Linked DNA regions of Homo sapiens: regions 1, 2 and 4 are each linked to region 3. Evidence: chromatin contacts called from ENCODE Hi-C or POLR2A ChIA-PET data. All regions are on one chromosome and are shown on one strand. Each heading gives the region's core, a stretch centred on a gene start or an enhancer-like site at or near the end of the contact. The rest is flanking DNA. Distances are from core to core; before and after follow the strand shown. Region 1 has its middle 7.6 kb from the start of ITGB6. Region 2 overlaps RBMS1 (RNA binding motif single stranded interacting protein 1). Region 3 has its middle 170 kb from the start of TANK-AS1. Region 4 overlaps RBMS1 (RNA binding motif single stranded interacting protein 1).

Region 1 (5,878 bases), core at 2,005-4,504, 790 kb before region 3:
GGATGTATGGAGAGAGCACATAAGGTTGGAGGGAATGAGGTGCTTCCAGAGTCAATGTTAGGAGGACTCGGCAGCTACATAGAGGCAGAAGCCCAAGGCAGAAGAAAGCTACATGGGGTGGGAGATGAGAGGACCAATATGCAATCAGCAAAGAAAGGCCTTCAGCCACACAAACTGAAGAGTGCTAGAGTCAGATCTACAAACTCACTCTGCCGGGGGGAAGGAGCACGGCCCAGGCCTAGAGCTGCCGTGGATCCCAAATGCCTGTCCAGTTTGGATCTCTGGGAGGCCTGGCTCTTAGCTTTCCCCAGGATCCCGTCTCTTTTAAAGCAATGTGTATTCTTACAGCAAATTCCCATTACTTGTGGGTGGTTGAGAGGATCTTACATTCTTTAACATCCAAAGGTTCTGTCATACCATCCACATTTTCAGACAGGTTGGTCAGATTCATTAGATGGAATCCTACCATCCGGATTGCTCAGAACCCCAGCCTAGGGGGCTGTGACTCCATGTGGGAGTCTGAACCTCCTCAAGGGGCCTCAGCTAAGCAGCAAGGGGGTGGAGAGAGCAGCTCAGAGCTCAGGGACACAGAGCTTCTGCACTCCGCCCCTCTGCTGGTCCTGACTTCGGAGACTTAGAAATGGGCTGTCCTCAGCGGTGCTCTGACTTCAGGAAGCCAGTGAACCGGTGTCTGAGTCACTGCAGTTAGCTTGAGTCTCTCCCAGACCCAGCCATTCATCCACATCAAATAAAGACAGTCCAGGCCCCAGCTGGGCCTGCCCCGGGGCACCTCACAACACTCCTGGGAGAGGAAATCCTGAGTCAACCTGGCTGGGAACCAACTGGAAACCAGGGACTTTAGTCATGGCTGTCTGCTCTTGGGCGGGCCTTGCTGTGCTACCTGCTTCATCTGAAGTACCGGTGACAAGTCTTCCACCTCCAGGTGTCTTTCTGTGAAAACGTTTCATTGCGAGTAGCTAAAAGAAGGCAAGGTAAATGGCTGCTTTGTCTCTGGGTCTCACTCTGAGGTAGCTCCAAAGCCTTGCACAGTGGGTTGTTTGCAGAATTCTGTGGCTGACTTGTGGTTGTACATAACAGGGGGAGCAAGCAACCTGGAAGTAGATACAGTTGTTCCTTTTTTTGTGACCTTCAGAAAGATTCCCTTAAAGAAGACTTTCCTGTCATCCTTGTTCACAATGCCCACAGGATGCTAAGTGCTAAAGAAATGTTTTGTGGCCTAGGCCTTACATTCTAGGCTGGAGTTTCCTTTTTTGTTTATTTTGGTAAAATTTACATAACATAAAATGTAGCATTTTAACCATTTTTAAGTATATGATTTGGTGGCATTAAGAGCATTCACACTGTTGTGCCATCCTCACCACTGACCATCTCCAGAACTTTTTCATCAGCCCAAACTGAAACTCTTCACCCATTAAACAATAACTGTCCATTTCCCCTCCACCAACCCCCAGCACCCAGCATTCTACTTTCTGTCTCCATGAGTCTGACTACTCCAGGTGCATCACATAAGTGGAAACATATTTGTCCTTTTGTGGGAATGGCCTATTTCATGTTAGCATAATGTCTTTAGGGTTCATCCATGTAGTGGTATGTGTCAGCATTTCCTTCCTTTTAAAGGCTGAATAATATTCCGCTGTATGGATATACCACATTTTGATGGCTTAATCATCTGTCAATGGATGTGCTGTTTCCAGCTTTTGGCCCTTGTGAAGAGTACTGCGATGAACATTGGCATAGGGATATCCATTTGAGTCCGGCACTTACTTTTTAAAGCCATCATGATGCCCATAATGGGAGGAAGCTGAGTGTAGTGGGAAGAGTTTGGTTTTGGACGTAGGGAGTCCTGGGTTCAAAATTGCAGTCCTGCCAGGTCCTCCTGTCTATCTGTGGGGAGAGTGTTTATCTCTGAACACTTTACTTTTGAGACTATGAAAAAGGGATAATATCCACCTTTCAGTAATATGGCGAAGATTTCATTACACCATTTTGGGATGAGTCCAGGTTTTGTGGGGCCTAAAGATTATACCTTTTGGGAGGCCTTCTTTAAGAAAAGAAATGCAGGCCAGATGTGGTGGCTCACACCTGTAATCCCAGCACTTTGGGAGGCCAAGGCAGGTGGATCATTTGAGGTCAGGAATTCGAGACTAGCCTGGCCAACATGGTGAATCCCCATCTCTACAAAAAATACAAAAATTAGTCAGGCATGGTGGCACGTGCCTATTGTCCCAGCTACTTGGGAGGCTGAGGCAGGAGAACTACTCGAACCCAGGAGCAGAGGTTGAAGTGAGCCAAGATTGCACCACTGCACTCCAGCCTGGGCAACAGAGCGAGATCTCTCAAAAAAAAAAAAAAGAAATGCAAAACTGGAAATAAATCATGTGTGAAAGTGTATATTTATTTCAAATCAGGGGGGAAAACCCATGACAACAGATTACTGAAAGCTTGAAAATTCCAGTCTCTTTGTTTCTTAACATCACCTCAGGCACTTCACCAGAAATGCTTTCTAAAAAACGCTTCCCGATGGTAATCTGGCTTCCATCCCACCTGGAGCCACCCGCAGCTCCCAGATACTCCCAGGCACCTGTGCACACTGGAGCCTAGGTTGAAGCTCTCTCAGTTTCCTGTAAACCCTCCTTTGGTTTCACTTGGGATGCATGTTTATTGTTGCTCATTTTAGTGAGAACTTACCAAGTGCCCGGCATCATTCAATATTGTATTAGGGTAGCCCTATTTTGTTCTCACAAGGCCCCAATAAAATGGGGACTATTCTATTTTCATTTACCAGATAAGGAAACTGAGGCATGGAAAAGTTACACAACTTTCCCTCACTGCTCAGAAAACAGGGCCCTGGAGACAGATCGCTACCCTCCCACCTGAGTTCAGAATCACCCTGCAAACCGCCTCCTGGTAGATAAGAGATGTACAAAGAATCATCAAAAAGATGCCAACAAGAAGTGAAATTCCACGAGGAACTTGAAAAATATGTTCGCCTGTCTATCTCAGGGCTCTGGTTCCAGCTCTAGCTCTGTGTCTAGTGATTTCCTTTTGGGTTTGTTTGTTGCTTATCCTGTAGATCATTGGCTGCCAAAAATGAGACAAAGATGTGGTCCTGGATTGTACCATCTTTCTCTGCTTTAAAGTCAGTACAAATCACTTAAAAACAAAATGAAACAAAACATGTTGCCTGGCCCTTCAGGGGAAGCTGAGCCTGCTGGTCAGGAGCCAGGGCCTGGCATTGAGTCCAGGAGAGCACGACTGTGGGCATTTCCTGTGGTCGGGAGATGACTCAGGATGAACTCCGGCCTCTGAGCCACAGGCAGCCCCGGCACTTCACAGTTACCACCCACACCCCACCCTACTCTGGAGCCTGGCAGTCACACTGCCAGCTACAGGGAGCCTGTCCTGTGAGTTAGGCCTGCTCCAGAGGCCCATGCAGTCAGGGTTCAGAAATTATATTGAAGTCTAAAAGAATTGAACTCTTTCTGTCTTTTAGTTTGTGGAATAAATCCAAAGACGAGATTTTCCAGAAAAATACCATTGGATGTGAATTTATTCTGAATTGACTCTGAGAACTAGACTCGTTAGGCCCCTTTTTCCTATCTGTGAAACAAATAGCAAGACGTCACATGAACAAACACTGATTGCCGAGTGGTTCACTCATTCACAGCTTGCAGAGCTGCTGAGCCTTCTTTTTTCATTTACTCATTTATTGCTTCAGCAGCCGCCTGTGGAGACCCCACAATGGACCAGGCACTGTTCTGAGAGCACAGTGTTGATTAAAACCGACAGGGTCTCTGCCTCATGGAGCTTACATTCCAGTGGGAGAGACAGACAAGAAACACACGAACAAATAAAGATGTCAGATGGTAACAAATGCTGAGAAAAATAAAGGATGGCAAGGGGTCAGAGAGTGGCCAAGGTGGGGTGGCCAGCAAAGCCTCTCTGCTCAGGTGGTGTTTAGGCATAGCCTTGGGGAAAGGAGGGAGGGCATCGCAGGGCTCTCTGGAGGACAAGCAGTCCTGCCTGTGGGAAGAGCAAGTGCAAGGTCCTGGTACGGGATGGTTTGTGGACAAGCAAGGTGGCGAGCGAGGCTGAAGCAGAGTGAGTAGGTGAACTCAAGGAGTCCAGAGGAGATGAGCCAGACAGGCAAAGGGAAGAGGGCAGCTCATGAAGGAGGGGTGGGTTCGGGGGGGCGATGGTCAGGGCTCCAGATTTGTATTCTGAGTGAGAAGGGAAGCTTTTATGGAGTTTTGGTTGGACATGATGTAGCTTATAAGGTGGCAAGTATGCACAGACTATAAGACGATAAGGATGGAAGCTGGGGGGCCTTATTGCAGGCTGTTTCAGCAGAGATTATGACAGCTTGGTCTATGGTGGGAGTAAAGGAGGAAGTGAGAAGTGTTTGGATTCTGGATATATTTCCAAGATAGACATGATTTACAAACAGATTCCTCATAGGGAGGGAGAGAAATCAAGGGATCAACGATGACTCTAGCAGTTATTGAGGCCCTGAATCAATAACCCCACCATCACCACCAGGGTTCTCCAGCTGTTTCAGAGAGAGAATACCATCTGCTCATCAGCAGAGTCATCGGGAGCTCTAATCTGCTCTAACAACTTGGAGGGTCATGAGGAGTCATAACTCTGCAAAAAGCATTCCATGGTAGAACCAGAAAGGTCTGAACTATGCAGGCCAGTGCTGTATGGAGACTGTTTGTATGCTGTGTTAACATTCCTTCAGTCCAGTGGAGGTCTGATTAGCCAGCATCTTCTGTTCTGGAATTCCCCATGACTTTTTGGTTGCAAAAGAAAACCTGGAAAATCCCTGTGGTCCTCTAGTTCTCTCTAGCTGTGCTGATAGACTAATTGGGGTTAGTTTCAGTAACAAAAGTCTCCCCTAACAGAATAAAAAAATACTCCTCTTAAGAAGGCAGAAGAGATGGGTATATTTTCTTTTAAAAACTCCTTGGAAAGTGGAAGGACTTCAAACTTCTTTTGACCTTAAAGATGCAATTTATTCAGCTGCAACAATAGGGAAAGTTCTAATCCTTTAAAAAGCTGGGAGAAATGGTGGCCAGTAATTATTATCTTTTTATTGTTGTTTTTTTAGACAAGGCCTCACTCTATCACTGGGCTAGAGTGCAGTGGCATAATCCTAGCCTCACTACAGCCTTAAACTTTGGGGCTCAAGCGATCCTCCCACCTCAGTCTCCTAAGTAGCTGGGCACATGCCACCATGCCAAACTAATTAAAAAAATTTTTTATAAAGATGGAGGTCTTACTTTGTTGCCCAGGCTGGCCTAAAACTCTAGATCTCAAGTGATCCTCTTGCCTCAGCCAGTGATCATGTTTGAGGCACATCCTTGGGTGGGTCCGTGGAGGATTTATTACTTTTAACTGCCATTTTATGGAATTTTCTGATTGTTTCAGATGCATACTCAGTGAATCCTGTCAGTAAGTTTTCAGGGAATCAAATAGAGTAAAGGATTGGGTATGAGGTGAACACCCTAATCGTTAAAAAGGCTAAACAATAAATTATTCTAACAAGCTAATCAAAATGGCATTAACCTGGTGATGTCTCAAGACTTGGAAGTGGAGAAAGAAGAAAAGCCTTTAAAGCAAATTCAGCTGGCCTCTAATTAAAGACGGTGTGTCAGATTTTTACACCACAACAGACGTAACGAATCTATATATTGTTGGGCATAATTACTTCCAGACAAAAAGCGGCTCCGGTGAGCAGTCAGGTGTGAGGCTTGTTTGGGGAAGTATGAAAACCACCTGCCTGGGCTGCAATCTCTGTTGCGTCCTGACTACTCTGGCTGGAACTTTGCTGCTCCTGAGCCCAGGGCCCTTTCCT
Region 2 (5,331 bases), core at 2,345-4,844, 640 kb before region 3:
TACCCTAGAAGGCAAAGGTAAAAAATCAACAGCAAAGAACACAGGACAAAGGCAAAAATGAGGCAGGAATGAAATGGCTTTCACAGAGGCTGACTGTTTCAAGTGCTTCTCATTGATGGCTGAGCCTGAAGAGCTTGTCTAATGACTATCAACCTGCACTGATCAAATACAGCATATGACCTAGAGATGAAGCACCTGATTGACAAGAAATCTATCATAAGCAGCTCTTCAGCACAAGCATAATTCAATGGTAATTGGTCCTAATGATGAGTCTGGAATGCAAGTGATAAATGTAATGTGAATGATGATAAGAAAATGTATCTCAATGCATCCTATTGCTTTGAAAATTGACGATTCATATAAGACATATAAGGTAAAACTCTATAATCTGAAAACTTGATGAATTAGTATAACTTATTTCTTGACTATACTGGAAGACAGCCCAGTTAATGATTACTTGAGTTTATTAATGTTTTATAGAGGGATATTTAATACCAAAAAATCTGAAACAAGCAAGGTTCCAGGACCTTAGAAAGATGAAGAGAAATCCTTTATTTCTCCTTTTTTGGATCACAGAGCAGAAAGGAATCTGCCAAGAGTTTCAAATAGCTTTCCTCTTGCATGCCCACTCTGATGAGTTACTAGTGGTTGTATTGTATAGGGAAAGATTCCGAGGCTCAGCCAGGCACAGTAGGAAAGAGTATTCTCATCTATTTATTAGCAATTCTGCCAGGAGAGAGGAAATGAGGTGGTACATGGCCACTTGCTTGTTTATTTCTGATCTCTGGTTTAATTTGCTGATGTCACCAATGAAGAGCCAGAGGCTAAAAGTATCTGATTATTTACCACTGCTTAATAGATGTATTTATTCGTAGCCTGCTTCATTACAAAAATGACTTGATGTGTTACAGAAATACACATAACAATAAATAGATGAAAAAAATCCAGGATGATAGAGAAGAATATGTATCATGTGGGAGGATAAAGTTTGTTCTTGTGGCAAATCCTAGAGCCTTCATTTTCAACACAGCCTTTCCCAGCACTGAGTAATCCACATTCACTACATTTTAGTTGCTCATCTCAGAGACAGAAAGAGAGAGAGAGAGAGAGAGAGAGAGAGAAAGGAAGGGAGGGAGGGAGAGAAATATGTACCCCAGGAATAGGTCATGAGTTTGGCTATCAAGATAAAAATGCCTCCGCAATTAGGGATTTGGGCTCATACCCAGCCTTCCTTTGTGCCATATAAAGCAGCATTTTATTCTTTCATTCAAAAATATTTACTGATTTTGCTTATAATAAGCAAAAATAAGCAAATTATACAATATGTTAGGGGATGGTATTATGACAATAGCACAAGCAAAGCGGGGTGGGGGGGTGGAGGGGGGTTGAGATTGAGAATGCCCAGGTGAAGTGGAGGCAGATTACAATTTTTTAAAGGGTGGCTGAAGTAAGCTGATGGAGAAGGTGACATGAGCAAGGTCCTGAAGGATATGAAGGAACAAGTCAGAAGGATCCAGGGGAGGAGCAGTGCAGGCAGAGGAGGAAAACCTGGTGTAAGGCACGTGGAAGGCCTGGTGCACTTAAGAAACACCAAGGAGTCCACTATGGCTGAAGTGAAGTGATGGAGGACAGTAAGGGGAGATAAAGTCAGAGAAGTTATGGGGAGAGGAGGCAGAAAATATAAGGTCTTGTAGCCATCGTAAGACAGCCTGGCAACCGTGTCAGTGTGGCAGCAGCACTCCGAGGACCCTGCTGATGGAAGTTTTAAACACTAACAGCATTACAAGTGGAGAATGGAAGACTGCCTAATCTGCTCCCATCCAAGATCATTTAGGAAGCATCTCCTCATTTCTCCTCAATGTGGTATTAAAATTCTTCTGCCCTGGACATTTGTCAGTGGTGGGACCCATGGAGTACATCTTGGTCTAGCAGTATCAGAGGTCAGAAAAACCATTACATCTGTGTAATAACAATGAGGTACAAATGAACAGCCCTGTAAAGAAATAAAAGCAATCCAGAAAGACTCACAACAGATATATCATTACTGTCTACACAAGCCAAGGAAACGCTGGTACTGTTAGGCAGACATTGAAAGGAAAGCAGGGGAGAGGAGGAAAAGAAAGGAATGAACAACAATGGCATGATGAACTGCTTCCAGAAGAATGTTCCTTCATGCTCAAGGCTGGGAATTTATCAAGAGGTTTATCAGGAACTCAGGTAGAGAATGAAGCAGACGGCTGCATAGTATTCCATGGTGTATATGTGCCACATTTTCTTAATCCAGTCTATCATTGTTGGACATTTGGGTTGGTTCCAAGTCTTTGCTATTGTGAATAGTGCTGCAATAAACAAACGTGTGCATGTGTCTTTATAGCAGCATGATTTAGAATCCTTTGGGTATATACCCAGTAATGGGATGGCTGGGTCAAATGGTATTTCTATTTCTAGATCCTTGAGGAATCGCCACACTGTCTTCCACAATGGTTGAACTAGTTTACAGTCCCACCAACAGTGTAAAAGTGTTCCTATTCGCCATAAAAAAGGATAAGTTCATGTCCTTTGTAGGGACATGGATGAAGCTGGAAACCATCATGCTCAGCAAACTATCTCAAGGACAAAAAACCAAACACCGCATGTTCTCACTCATAGGTGGGAACTGAACAATGAGAACACTTGGACACAGGAAGGGGAACACCACACACCGGGGCCTGTCGTGGGGTAGGGGGAGGGGGGAGGGAATAGCATTAGGAGATATACCTAATGTAAATGACAAGTTAATGGGTGCAGCACACAAACATGGCACATATATACATATGTAACAAACCTGCACATTGTGTACATGTACCCTAGAACTTAAAGTATAATAAATAATAAAAAAAAAAGAGAGAATGAAGCAGATGCATACCTCACAGGAGGTTTAAAAGTCAGAACCAATACTTTTAAATTGTGATTTATTAAGCAGGCAAAATACAGGTAATACAAACCTCTGCATATGAAACACATATCCAGGCAAGTTGCTGAATGTTTCCTGTCTTCAAATAATTAAAGGCGGGGCAATTAATTCAATGCCAAAGTAAATTCCTACCAAGAATGGGTATAAGAAAAATCACATTTTAAAAAACTTTCAACAAAGATGTCAATCAAGCTAAAAGTTGCTAGAAATCATGATTTTGAGTATTTGCTGACTTTAATGTTTACTGACAGTCCAGGAAACTGTTGTGCATCCACTAATTTCTTTGCAGGGCCATTAAGAGAAGGGACCAGATTCTCCTTTCCAATGGAAATGCATTAGATATCCAAAATATCAGCATTCCCAAGTGAGCCACTTTGATAATAAAAATAACGATTGCTATACAAACTGAAAAAAGAAGGTGACTAAGCAATGTTCCTTCTGTGATTTTAAGGGTAGTCAAACAGAGAGCATGAGAAACATTTGCTTCTACCTCTTTCCCCAAAAAGTTTGAGGCTGCTGGCAAAAATATATGCAACACCACAAGACAAAAATAGATATAAAGTTCAAGGTAAGTGAAGAAAAAATCAACCCAGGAGTAGTTTTTCCACAGACACATGAACCTGAAAGTGAGATCCTGCAGAGCTGCTAATGTTGGATGCAAAGCTGACTCATAACTTCTTAGTAGTGAACATAGGGAAATACAACATTACGAAATTGAGTATTCATTAGAGTAAAACCAGGTCCTGGGCTTAAGAGAAGTTCTGTTTTTCCCAGCTCTAATGCCGGAAGGAGCGTCTTCCTGTGGTTCCTCCTAAAAGCCATACTCTATGTGCAATGCACGGTCAAGGGATCACCTGGGGCCCAAGTACTGGAATTCTACAAGGGCAAATAGCTATGTGGTTAATGCACAAGGCTTTCTGATAATATTGCTGCATCCAGGGATAAATGGCACATTCCTTGGAACAGTGGCTACCAAATTAGGCTCTGAAGAAGTACTTTAGGGGTTCCATCAATTTTCCATATGAATATTTTGTATTTAAAGACTTCTTAGCCTTTAAGTACAAAAACAAATAATAGGAAATGCAGGCAAATATATAGCACAACAAATGTTAACTTACTGATGACCACATCTACATTAAGTTGCTTCAAGTGCTGACACTAGACAAATGTATCTCCTGCTATCTCTTTGTATAAGTGAGTCACCGATTAGGAAAGTTGTAACTCTGCGTTGGTATTCTTTTGGAAATTCAAGTCTGCACATGTCCGTTCATATAAAACTGTACAAATGACCTACACATCCATCATGCTCAAACAAATGCCAGGCCAAGAGCAGGTACAACTAGTTGGCACACACCCTCACCATGATCTAATAGACAGCTGTATAATACTAAAGTGCCTACCGCGTTGCATCATGATAAAGTGACATCATTGACTGGTACTGATGCTAAGTTTTGGGTGCTTCTGGTCTGACTTTTATATCTATTATGAGGCACGTGAATAGCTGTATTATTATGAATTCAATGTTGAGGCAAAAAAATTATTTCCAGTTTCTATTAAGATTAATTCAAGGGGATATCAAGACAAAATGAGCTTGTTAAAAATTAAAACCTTTTGCAGCTGCATAAGGATTTTCCAAATGTCATACAACCAAAACAAAATACAGAAATAAATTAGGTATGTTACTGATACTGTTCTGCAACTGTTATCCACATTTTTGAGTTTATCAAAACTGTCTCACTGTTCTCCCTGATAAGTTTATAAATGTAAATTTGTACTTATAAAGCATATAATTAAAAATACCACTTATAAATATTTTTGTATATAGTTTTGTTGAACATTTTTTTAAAACTACACTTGCTGGACTAGTTCTCTTAAACATGTCAGGAGATGCTGATTCTGTCAACCCTTGGAGACTGGGTGGGGCCTGTCACCTCCAGCAATGACCAGCCTCATCCATAGGTGGCAATCCAACATAATCTAATTCAATGCCAATATAACATAATACAAATATTATCCTTTCCTCTGTCTGCCAAGTTGGGAAGCTCTGTGATGAACAAAGAAACTCCAAATCCTTCATACAATTCTTCATAAATCTTATTTCTTCGAAGAGCTTGTGTCAAGACCTGCCCAGTGGAGAGGACAAAGTTAAGTTCTTTGGCAAGAAACTGAAGTACAGATATTTCATCCTCATGATAAAGAGCAGAGTTAAGTGTAACATTCACTTGTGAAAAGTAAAGTGGCAAATCAAGAAGAGTGGATATTTCAGGAGATATGGACTCTTTTCCCAAGCCTGCCCCTTCCTAGTTTTGTGACTCCAAAAAGGTCATTTAACCTTCCCTGAGCCTCAGCTTTTTCAGTTATAACATAAAAAGACGAAA
Region 3 (5,112 bases), core at 2,248-4,747:
TTGCCTAAAACACTGCCTTATGTTACTCTGCCTTTCAGTTTGCCTACATTTCTATGCAACATTCCTAAGACTCCAGACTTTTTAAAGCCCATTTAAAAAATAGCCACCAAGAATAGAAAGATTTTTTTTAAAAAGCCCTTAGGCAACTGCATTCAGGTAGGAGCAAATAATTTAATTTGAAGCTCAGAAGTAATGAGGCTGATGGGAATTGCAAACATGGCCCAGTACTACATGCGTGAGAATCATTTACAAATGGCCTTCTTGTATTAAAATAACCGTTTAGATATAAATGACATCTACAATATCCATTGTTTTCAGAGCCACATACTCTGGTTTATTGAGGTAAATAGCTGTTCATAACTCTGATCCCCTGAAAACCTCATTTTTCTGGAGGCTGATGGTTTTGAGTCAGCAGGCACTGTCTGGGTTTCTGTAGCAACCCTGGAGGCCACTGTCCCACACCTGCTTCAGACGGTCAGAAGACACTATTTCCTTAGCCCTTGATCTATCTGGAGTTCACCATTCACGATGTCATTTGTGTAACAAGAGGGAAAGCAGCAGCACCACCCTGACCTTGGGAACATTTAAGAAGTCAGGAGAACTCCAGAGAAAGTGAGCCCACAAAAGCCATGTCCGTGTAAGGAGAATGTTTCCCAACACTATGTAGAATGGCCAAATGAGAATGAAGCCTCAAGTGGTTTATTTCATCCTCCACATTGTGTGTCTGGGAGAGGAAATCTCTGATAAAGGATGTAATCAAAATGAGTTCAAGTTGTTCGCTTTACCAAAAAGCCCTTCAACATTGCCGAGGCTAGAAGCATGTTGATTTACAACCACAGGGTTCATATTATTGCCTTTCTCCATCCTATATTTTAAGTTAATTAAATACTTATTGAGTCCATGAAACAACATCTACTAAGCCCTACACCAAGAATAGAAATAAATAACCAAATATAGTTCCTGCCCTCAAGTTTGCCATCTGGCTGAGAAAAGCAATCATAACTAGCTGATAGGGGCTGGGGGAATAAATGAGTACATGCCCCCAAATACGAAATAACACAGTACATGTTGACTCCTTTGGAGTGAAGGTAGACAACTATGTTTGTAATATGATTGAGATTGAGATCAAAATGCCTCCTGTCATCTAATTTTTTGGTAGTATAACTTATGTCTCTCAGGAAAAATTATCATTGAGAAAATTATTCCCCAGTCCTACCAGGCCCTTCCAGAGAGCTGCAGTTTTACTCCTCTTCTTCATGTTTGTTGGGTACTTTGTTTAGATGAATGGTATACTGAGCTTTAAGAGGGACGTGACTTCTGTCAATTTTTCTTTTGTAATTCTATGTTACTAAGAACCCAATGGCTATAAGACCTGATTTAAGTTTTTCCAAAGCTAAGGTAACAGTTTTCAAAGCGTGCTTCAAGGGCCTCCTACATAAAAATTAATAGGATGCATGCTAAAATTTGATTTTCTGGGCTATGACATTCTGAAGACCTACTGACCTAAAATATCTGGTGAAACAGCCCAAGGATCTTAATTTTAATGAGTATCTCAGGTTATTATTGAATTTCCACCACCAGTAGTTTGAGAACCACTGGTTTAAGGGCTTTGCTGACTTTGGGGCATCCTCCTAACCCTATTCTTGATAACAAAATCTGTAAAGAATCATCCCTTCAGCCAGGTGCAGTGGCTCACGCCTGTAATCCCACCACTTTGGGAGGCCAAGGTAGGCAGATCACTTGACGCCAGGAGTTCAAGACAAACCTGGCCAACATGGTGAAATCCTGTCTGTACTATAAATAAAAGCACAAAAATAACCAGATGTGGTGGTGTGCACCTGTAGTCCCAGCTACTCTGGAGGCTGAGGTGGGAGGATCACTTGAGCCCAGAAGGCAGAGGTTGCAGTAAGCCAAGATCATGCCACCACCCTCCAGCTTGGGTGACAGAGTAAGACCTTGCCTCAGAAAAAAAAAAAAAATTCTTTTAGTTACATTCTTCTATTATAGAAATTCTTAATTCTGAGCTCTGGACCCATGGATTTCTACAGAATCCCTGGATGGGCTTCAAGATGTGCTTAAAGACTCCTGAATGTGTATGCAAAATGGTGAACAGGTGTATGTTTTCTCTGGGGTAAGAATCCATAGATATCTTCAGATTATCCAAGAGGTTTCAGGACATAGAACAGTTGACCCACTGCTTTGTGGGACTAATGCTATTAAACTCTAGGCTCCCGTTGCTGAAATTAGGTTTCATGGATACTAAGCAACCTCAGCAACAGAATTCTCAAGCTAAGTAATTAAACAAATAGACATTTATGGAGCATCCTGGGTGTTTATGAGGCACTGAAAACATTCATTCCTCACAACTCTTTTTAGTCCTTTACAGTGGAAAGTAGCATTATCTCCATTCAGGTTTCTAATAACAATAACAATAATAGTTAACATTTACTGAGCACTTACCATAGGCAGGTACTAGTCCAAGTACTTCCTATATAACAGCTCAAGTAATTCTTATTAACATCTCTATAATTCTTTTCTTTTTTTTTTTTTAGATGGAGTTTCACTCTTGTCACCCAGGCTGGAGTGTAATGGCGCAATCTCAGCTCACTGCAACATCTGCCTCCCGGGTTCAAGTGATTCTCCTGCCTCAGCCTCCCGAGTAGCTGGGATTACAGGTGCGCACCACCACGCCCAGCAAATTTTTGTATTTTTAGTAGAGATGGGGTTTCTCTATAGGCTTGTCTTGAACTCCTGACCTCAGGTGATCCACCCGCCTTGGCCTCCCAAAGTGCTGGGATTACAGGCATGAGCCACTGTGCCTGGCCAACATCTCCATAATTCTTATGATACCTCTATAATTCTTCCCATATTTCTATAATCTATAAAGTGGATTCTACTATTACTCCCATTTCACAGATGAGGAAACTAAGATTTCCATTAAGTTTCCTTCTCTCATCTCTGTATCATTAATAATAACAGCTAACCTTCATTGAATGCATTATGTGCCAGGCAGTATTTCAAGCACTCATTTTACAGAGGAGAAACCTAAAGCACAGAGACGTTAAGTAACTTATCCAATGTCATCCAGGTAGCAGGAGACAGAGCTAGGATTCAAACCCTAGTCTGGTTAGAGAGTCCACACCCAGCCATGCCTACTACTGCCGCAAGTTCTAGCCTCTACCTTACTGGACTGCTAATTCTGTAGGCCTAAGTTTCTGGGGATTCCTACCTCCAGTCTAATAGATTTCTTTCTTCATTTTTTTATTATTATACTTTAAGTTTTAGGGTACATGCGTACAATGTGCAGGTTAGTTACACATGTATACATGTGCCATGCTGGTGTGCTGCACCCATTAACTCGTCATTTAGCATTAGTTATATCTTTCTTCATTTTGAAGCTCCATTTGCATCAAGGGCTTTTGGGCATGGCTCCTAAGTTTCTACATGCATCTCCATGGCCACCTTATGCTGCACACATGCCCTGGGTGACAGTGTGTCAGGCCAACCTTAGCTCTGTTCCAGTTCCCAGACTACACAAGGTCACACCAGTCGCTCAGGGACGTTAGGGCTCTCAGAGGCCTTTAATGATCATAGATACGATAGCACCCGACAGCTCTGCTGCTCAAAGGAGAACTGGGCAGGATCACATTTCAAATATTGCCTCTGTGTAATGTTCTGAGACCATTCAGAGCCCGGTTAAGAAAACACAGCGACGACTCTCCTCAGAGCTGGGGCTGTTGATTTTGTTAGGTGAGATCACTTGAGGAATATAAAATGCAAGAGAAAGAGTAGCAAAGAGGAAAAACAATAGATGAAAATATAGGGTCAAGCAAAAGTCACCAAGCAGGGGAGGAATTGCCAGACCACATCGTTCCGCTCAGCTTAAACCTAGGGTTTAAGAGCTAAAGGAATTAATCAATTTCTACTTGTTTCAATTTCCTTCCCAATTGTAAAATGTTTACCTGCACGGTGGCTTTTAATTCAGAGAGAAAGAGAGAGAGCGAGCGAGCGAGAAAGAGAAAGAGAGTGAGCAAGACAGAGAGAGAGAGTGTGTGTGTGTATGTGTGTGTGTGTATAACAAAAGTTAAACTATGACTCTGTTTTAAAAGACAGTAGCCCATATTCTCCTGCTCAGCACACACACATAAAGGTTTTGTGATCAAAGCACACAACATTTGTATGTCTAACCATTGATTTATGCTGGGCTTTTAATATTATGCAAGACTTTTTCCTTCCTTTACTCACCACCGAGTGACTGTGCTGATTCAACATTTTATAGATGCATCAATTTTCCTTTAGAAGCTGTGCCGAGAACGTGTGACTCCCTGGGCCAGTTTCTCATTGAAATCAGATGACGCAGGAAGTATCATCCACATTTCAGTGATAGGCTGCCCCCTAGTGACAATTTTCAGCTACACAGTCAACCTACAAATTTACTGCTGCAAATACCGCAGAGGTTTCTTGACACAAAGGAGAAACATCCTCCGTTGCAGAGGATGTAAAATAATAGTGTAATTTAATCCCCAGCCTATTTTCTATACATTTCAGTGTTATTAAAGTTTTCTGCGATAACTCAATATATCTCTGTTTTCAAAATACAGTCATATGCTGCATAGTGACGTTTCAGTCAACGACGGATCACATATATTTAATACAAAGATGGTCTCATACAATTACAATGGAGCTGAAAAATTCCTATCATCTAGTGGCATTGTAGCCATCATAACTTCATAGCACAATGCACTATTCACGTATTTGTGGTGGTGCTGGTGTAAACAAACCTACTTTGCCGCCAGTCATATAAAAGTGCACATATAATTATACAAACATGATACTTGATACAACTATATCATTGGTTTATGTATTTGATATACTATACTCTATCATTATTTTTTAACTTTTTAAAATTTTTATTATTTTTATTAGAGACAGGGTCTTGCTTTGTCACCTAGGCTGGAGCGCAGTGGCATAATCATAGCTCACTGCAACCTCGAAATCCTAGGCTCAAACTATACACCTGCCTCAGCCTCCCAAGTAGCTAAGACTACAGGCACACCACCATGACTGGCTTTTTTTGTGTGTGTAGAGACAAGTCTTGCTATGTTGCCCAGG
Region 4 (5,751 bases), core at 953-3,452, 700 kb before region 3:
GGGGAGCTCAAACTTTTGAATTATGGCTCCTCCTCTTGTTTTCAAATGAAGAAAAATTCTCAGGAGAGGGACACTTCTGGTTCAGAAGGTCTAAACACTTGGGGACTGGCCTGTTATCCATGGGATTTGAATCTGAGAGATTTAAGGAGCTGGCTAGAGTTGCTGCCTTGGCTTCTTACAGAATGAAGAAATGTTGAAGTTATAGTTAAGGATAAAGTTACTGGTCAATGTCTTTTAGAAAACTGTTACACAATAACACCTACAACTTCTACCCAAGAGCCTTGTGCTTTAATAAAATCTTACTCCACTATTTACTCCTCACTGGCAGAACCTGATCGTGAAAGGGTGTAAAATGTTGATTTGTGAGGCTGGCTGTAGGCTGGGTGTGATCGATGGTGATAATTGTTGTAAGGCAGCCTCACCATAAGCCTGGTGTGGGGACTAGAACACTGGCACATCTCAGGTTGTGGGCCCCTGTCACTTTTTAAAAACTAGTCTTCTCCTCCTCAGTAGGAATGAATTTGAATTCTGGATCTGCAAGACCGCCCTTGCCCCACTGGCCACCTAGGCCTGTTCCAGCGCTTTTGCTGTCACGACAACAATTCTTCTTAAGAGTATAGCCCTTGAAAGGTACAGCTCATGATGCTGTGTGAGTTCAGATCCAGTTCTGTTTTATGTACCGGGTGAGGGAGATATGACTGCACATCCTGAAGGTACCAGGGACATTCCACATGTCTTCAAGTATTTCTTTTGTCCTAGAGCTACCAAAATTTTCTGTTTTTACAGGGTAACAATGCTTAAGAGAAATATTAAGGGAACAAAATGGGCAATAAAAACCTTTGAAAAATCTCCAGGCCTTTTACTAGATTCATAATTTTCCCTCTAAACATTATCTTTTCTGCTACCTGGCATAGGACAATGCCCTCATAATATCACTATACACACAGAGTTATGAAATGTGGGCAAGAGCGGTTTTCAAGCCCCACTGGACACATAACCAATTGGAAAAGTCAGAGTAACACAGAAAGCAGATGTAAAACAAGCTGAAGCCTTTGAAGGGAGTCTGCCAGCAGACACATATGCACTTCATTGAGGCTCCTCTGTGACAAGATGAAGCTGTGAGCGATGTGGCAGAATGATAACAGTGCAACACTGAGAATCTAACAGGCATTCCCTGCCCTTAGCACACAGGGACTTATTCACACTCCATTAATGTCATGGAGAGGTTCAGAAAGCGAGATGGGAAATCATACTGTCTCCTGCAGCACTGAACACACAGTTAGCCTTTGTCTTTGAGAGGTGGTGGTGGTGGCGAGGGGGAGAGGTGTTTGTGCAGGGAGTCAGGGCGCCAGAGCTGTTCTCAGCTCTAGGATAGTTCCAGCTCACATGCCATACGCATTAGTCTTCTCAAAGACTGTACTCTCTTCCAGGAAGGTCCTAGAAGAGCATTTTTAGACAAATCACTGAATCATGATCATGTGTTTCAGTGTTTTTGCCTGAGGCATGTCTCCTAATTTGGACACTGGTTCTAGATAACTAAAACTTCCCATCTCTGTTTCTAACATTCATTGTGTAGAAAACTGCCACCATACTATTTCTGCATAATGGAATTTTTATCAAGCAAGTATTAAGTGGTTGTGGAAAAACTCGATGGAATTCACCTAGCTGTGTCATGAAGAAGCCATGGGTTCTTTTACCCTGGTTGGGGACATTCCATGTAAATCTGACTTAATACAAACAAGCCACCTCCAATATTTCAGGAAAAAATGCAGGACTGGGTGGGGAAAGACAGAAGGAAAGGCCACATAAGCAATTATTTTTTCCCCCAACAAACTATAATATACATTTAAAGAAACATCTGCTATAAGAAAAGATAAAGCCTCTTTTAAAATATAGTGACATCAGACACAAAAGCACAAGATTTTAAAAGAGCATTTCAGAAAGCAGACGGCACTAGAAATTGTGATGTGGTACATTAGATTTTTACAAAACTGTAACCATGTGCTTTATTATGTGCCATGCCCCAGGCCAGAGTGGAACATGGCTGGCATGAGGGACCCAGCCATGCCACTCGGGTATGGAAAGAATATGGTGGCAGGAGGGCAGGCAGTGTAGAAGTGACAGCTCATGTGCATAGCTGACTTCCTCCTGCTTAGTCATCTAGAGACTTCCTTAAGAGTGTCACAGCTAGGATGAGTTCATTGTTCAGTTTGTTCATTTTGAGAAAGTATCTTTCGGGAATTGTGTCTAACGTGGGTTTCTTTTCTGTACTTGGCTCCAATGTCATGGGCAAACTGCCAGCCATGCAAGAATCCAAGTATTCTGACAGGAATCATCCCAGATAATTCTGCTTACGCCAGCTAAACAACTTGCATCATTAAATAAACCGTCTTCTGACTGTATTTATGAAATGTTATGTCTACCTATCAATGAGACTACATTATGCAAACATTCAAGTGGAGGCTCATTCAACTGACCCCTGCCTGACAATATTTTTGTTTTTTATCTGGTTCTTCTGATAATAATCATATGCCCTCCACAGAGAAACTGATGCTATGGAGTAACCATTCAGGGGATATAAAGAAAGAACAGTATCTAATACACAAACTGGTACTCAAAAGAATTCTGAAGTCACCATGTATACAAGAAAAAAAAAAAAAAGAAAAAAGAAGTCTAGAGAAGTTGAAAACTCTTTCACATTCTTTGTGGGTTTTCAAGTCTACTGGGGACTTGTTTTGGAAAAAGCTGAATTCACTGTGCCAGTGTGCTTCCAAGTCTGGCATTATACATTTAACATTCATGCCTAAAGGCAATTTAACCTCCTGTGCAAAAAGGTGGTATCCAAAAAGGCCCTCAAATTAGCAATAATTCTTGGGAAGAGCTCTGCATGAAAAATGCTCTTAGAAACCTGTTGGTAACTTCTGGTGGTAGGGTGATGCACAAGTTCCCTGAGTCTAGCACAAAATTAAAAAGAAAACATAGCTCCTGCCCCCAAAGAACATGCAATCTAATTGTCAACCAAGACTTACACACTCAAAAGATCATTACACATTCAAAATGGCACAAAATTAAGTGCTAATTCAGAACAAAGTGAACAGCTTGACTGAAAAACTGTACCCCTGCAGTAACGCTCTCAATGTAAAAGGAACTAATCTGTTTCTTGTGCTCCATTTGTAACTTGGCACAGCTTGGAAGAAATTACTCTTTACTAGCTGTGAAGGTGAAGAGGATCCTACGATCATTTACATGTGGTTTGGAAATCTAGGGCTTTTATTTCCCTTGAATGGATGTGACCAATAGTCTGCAAACCCCCTTCAAAGAAAACACCAATGACAAAACCACGAAGTTCTTTAGAGAAAAAAAGAGACTGTCTAACCTTGATCTGTGACACCCTGAGATCTACTGTATTCAAGGAACTGAAGAGCTTTTGTTGTTATTAATTTAGCAAACCATTCCTTCAACAGGGAAGATCTTATCTTAGACTGATACACCATCAAAACAAAAGTGTCCTAGATGTTTTTCCTTCTCAAACTTTCCTTGTTGCACACAAGAATGAGTTAAAAAAGCAAAGAGGTCACAAGTAGGTGGATGAATAGGTGGTCACAAGTAGGTGGAATAGTCCCTTCAAAGGGACTAATGTGTGGGGCCCTGCTCGTGCAAAGGCTGACACCGTAGGAGCAAGAAAACGCCAGCTGGGCACAGGTGCTCAATGCCGGAGGCTGACAGGGTAGGGTTTACAGAAGACTCCCACGTACAAAATTTCTCCTTTGTCTTTACTTGGGCAGAAGTTAAAAACATTATTTTCTCTTTCCATTTTTTTTCAACTCTACTGATGTTGATGGGAAAACAATACTAACTTAAAAAACAAAAAAAGGAATCTCTTCCACTAGATTGAGTTTCTTGAAATAATTACTTCCAGGTTTTATATTTTATGCTCCAAATTTGTGTATGTAAGCAGTTCAACTTCAGATACAGTCACAGATGCAGTGTGCTCTCAGGTTTTAGTATTACAAGATCAGGTGTAGCCTGTGGAACTGCACATACAAATTAGTTTCTCTATGAAATGAAAAGCAACTGAATACAGAAAATTAAAGTGAATTTCTAATGGTAAACATCAGTCATCTAGCTAAAGATAAAACAGTGGAGCTACGGCGGAATAAATACTAAACACTAGTTATACGTGCACAGCCTTGGAGAAACTGCTCTCTTCCATGACTTCTGGCTGGAATGAATCTAACTTCAAAACACCTCAATGTTTCTTGGCTGTGTCTCATGTGAAAAACTGGGATAAATATTCTATATTGCCTCTGTGCTTGCTTTCAAGATTGGGCCTGACCTGTTTTTTTATGTTATTTAATAAGGTTCAATTCACTGAATCTATTAACTTCAGTGTGTACATATTTTTGCATAGAAAAAGTGGCAAAAATCTGTGTTTTGGCAAATGGGGCACTCTGTTCTAATTCTTGTGGATTCTGTGGCAGTTGCTCACTTTAGAGACTCCTCCCCCATTCAGATATGAGCACCAGTGTCTGCTCTCCCAGCCTGAGTATTTGGGATAAATCTTCTTGATATGGTGAACCCACTTGACACTCCAACAAACAGGTGGCCAGGGTAGCAGTTAAAGGCTCCCTCTCCAGACCTGTACCCAACACTAAGTGAAACCTCAACTTTAACCCTTGGGCATGCTTGGGCAGAAGCTGGAAAGTAGGACTTTTAGCTGACATGGACCTAAGGCTCAAAGAAGACTTGCTGATCTGGGATACAGATTGGGAAGTAGAATTACAGATGCATTATGCCAGCTAAACATAAGATGACTAAAATTACAGGGGAGAAAGATGGAGGAGGGTGTATGTGGCTTTTTTTCTTTTTCCCCATTTTAACAATTTCATTACCTCCCCCTCAAAGCAAGGTGATGTGGTTTCTAAATTTTGAAACTTTCTCCTTTCTGGCAGGTGGCATGCTAGTGGCTGGCTGCAAATCAGATCAGAAGACATTTCAATTTCCCCCCACATGGTAGCTTGTTAAGAACATGGTATTGGCCTGGTGTTACAGTGTAGTAAAATTTATTCAAAACCACCAAATATTTGTTGTTGCATAGTATGGCTCAAAAGTTGTGGTGGGCATGAAAATAAAAAGCTGAAGATACAGTTTCTACTTTCAAGGAGCTTCTAGTTTAGTGGGACTGACACATGTAAACATGTTAAGTGCCACAGCACACACGGAGGTGTCCTCAAGGTGATGATCTGCAGACACAGCATAACCCAACTGGGTCAGAGGAGGTCCTTGCAGGGAGAAGGCAAGCCCTGAACACAGTCTTGAAAGCTGAGGAAGAGACAGCCAGGCTAAAGGGAACCAAAGGGATCTGGGTCATTGGAAACCATGAGAGAAAGCCAAGAAAAATGATGCAGCACGCTGTGTTGGGAATACCATTTGTAGTTCAATGTTGGAGGAGGATAAGCAGGAAGGCAGAGGATGGAGGGAGACAGGACTGCAGAAGTAGGCAAGGGCTCCTGTCACCTTTGGCTTTCCATGCCATTCCAGGAATCCTCAATCTTTCCTTCTAACTGAGAGGGGGTCGATTTTTAACAATAAAGTGACACATAGGTATATATTTTATCTAAGTCTCTCTGGCTACAGTCAGGGAGAATACCTTAGAGAGGTAAGAAGAAATAGGGCTGATGCAATGGTGCAGATGAGAGATGATCAGAAATTAAACTAGGCAGTGGCAGAAGAAAGGGAGGGAGAAGGTAG

The links. A loop is a pair of places that touch in the nucleus more often than their neighbours do. ChIA-PET counts read pairs that join two places held with the same protein, here RNA polymerase II (POLR2A). Pooled maps may share reads with other maps.
Region 1: a loop to region 3 is called in a map of natural killer cell, with 15 times the contacts of the local background. The contact joins two enhancer-like sites. A Hi-C loop is called at or near these places in 6 of 168 maps with a recorded cell type or tissue (CD4-positive, alpha-beta T cell, CD8-positive, alpha-beta T cell, MCF 10A and 3 more), 1 of 37 single-sample maps with no recorded cell type and 12 of 50 pooled maps.
Region 2: a loop to region 3 is called in a map of B cell, with 17 times the contacts of the local background. The contact joins two enhancer-like sites. A Hi-C loop is called at or near these places in 9 of 168 maps with a recorded cell type or tissue (B cell, CD4-positive, alpha-beta T cell, CD4-positive, alpha-beta memory T cell and 3 more), 23 of 37 single-sample maps with no recorded cell type and 16 of 50 pooled maps. POLR2A ChIA-PET finds 5 or more read pairs at or near these places in 3 of 52 experiments (A549, CD4-positive, alpha-beta T cell and naive thymus-derived CD4-positive, alpha-beta T cell).
Region 4: a loop to region 3 is called in a map of naive thymus-derived CD4-positive, alpha-beta T cell, with 6 times the contacts of the local background. The contact joins two enhancer-like sites. A Hi-C loop is called at or near these places in 3 of 168 maps with a recorded cell type or tissue (Calu3, Right ventricle myocardium superior and naive thymus-derived CD4-positive, alpha-beta T cell) and 7 of 50 pooled maps. POLR2A ChIA-PET finds 5 or more read pairs at or near these places in 2 of 52 experiments (A673 and naive thymus-derived CD4-positive, alpha-beta T cell).

Annotation. Positions count from the first base shown.
Region 1 is chr2:160,204,962-160,210,839 of GRCh38, forward strand. No RefSeq gene overlaps it. Among named protein-coding and RNA genes, the nearest start is that of ITGB6, 7.6 kb to the left of the region's middle. RefSeq lists enhancers at 4,608-4,697, 4,838-4,907, 5,558-5,607. Within about 2 kb of position 3,255, at least 29 of the 41 ENCODE cell types and tissues checked have a DNase peak (open chromatin) inside an H3K27ac peak, as active enhancers do.
Region 2 is chr2:160,348,462-160,353,792 of GRCh38, forward strand. All of the region lies in intron 2 of RBMS1 (RNA binding motif single stranded interacting protein 1), which reads right to left. Among named protein-coding and RNA genes, the nearest start is that of MIR4785, 57 kb to the right of the region's middle. Within about 2 kb of position 3,595, at least 5 of the 41 ENCODE cell types and tissues checked have a DNase peak (open chromatin) inside an H3K27ac peak, as active enhancers do.
Region 3 is chr2:160,990,199-160,995,310 of GRCh38, forward strand. No RefSeq gene overlaps it. Among named protein-coding and RNA genes, the nearest start is that of TANK-AS1, 170 kb to the right of the region's middle. Within about 2 kb of position 3,498, at least 7 of the 41 ENCODE cell types and tissues checked have a DNase peak (open chromatin) inside an H3K27ac peak, as active enhancers do.
Region 4 is chr2:160,292,374-160,298,124 of GRCh38, forward strand. All of the region lies in intron 6 of RBMS1 (RNA binding motif single stranded interacting protein 1), which reads right to left. Among named protein-coding and RNA genes, the nearest start is that of LINC02478, 23 kb to the left of the region's middle. Within about 2 kb of position 2,203, at least 17 of the 41 ENCODE cell types and tissues checked have a DNase peak (open chromatin) inside an H3K27ac peak, as active enhancers do.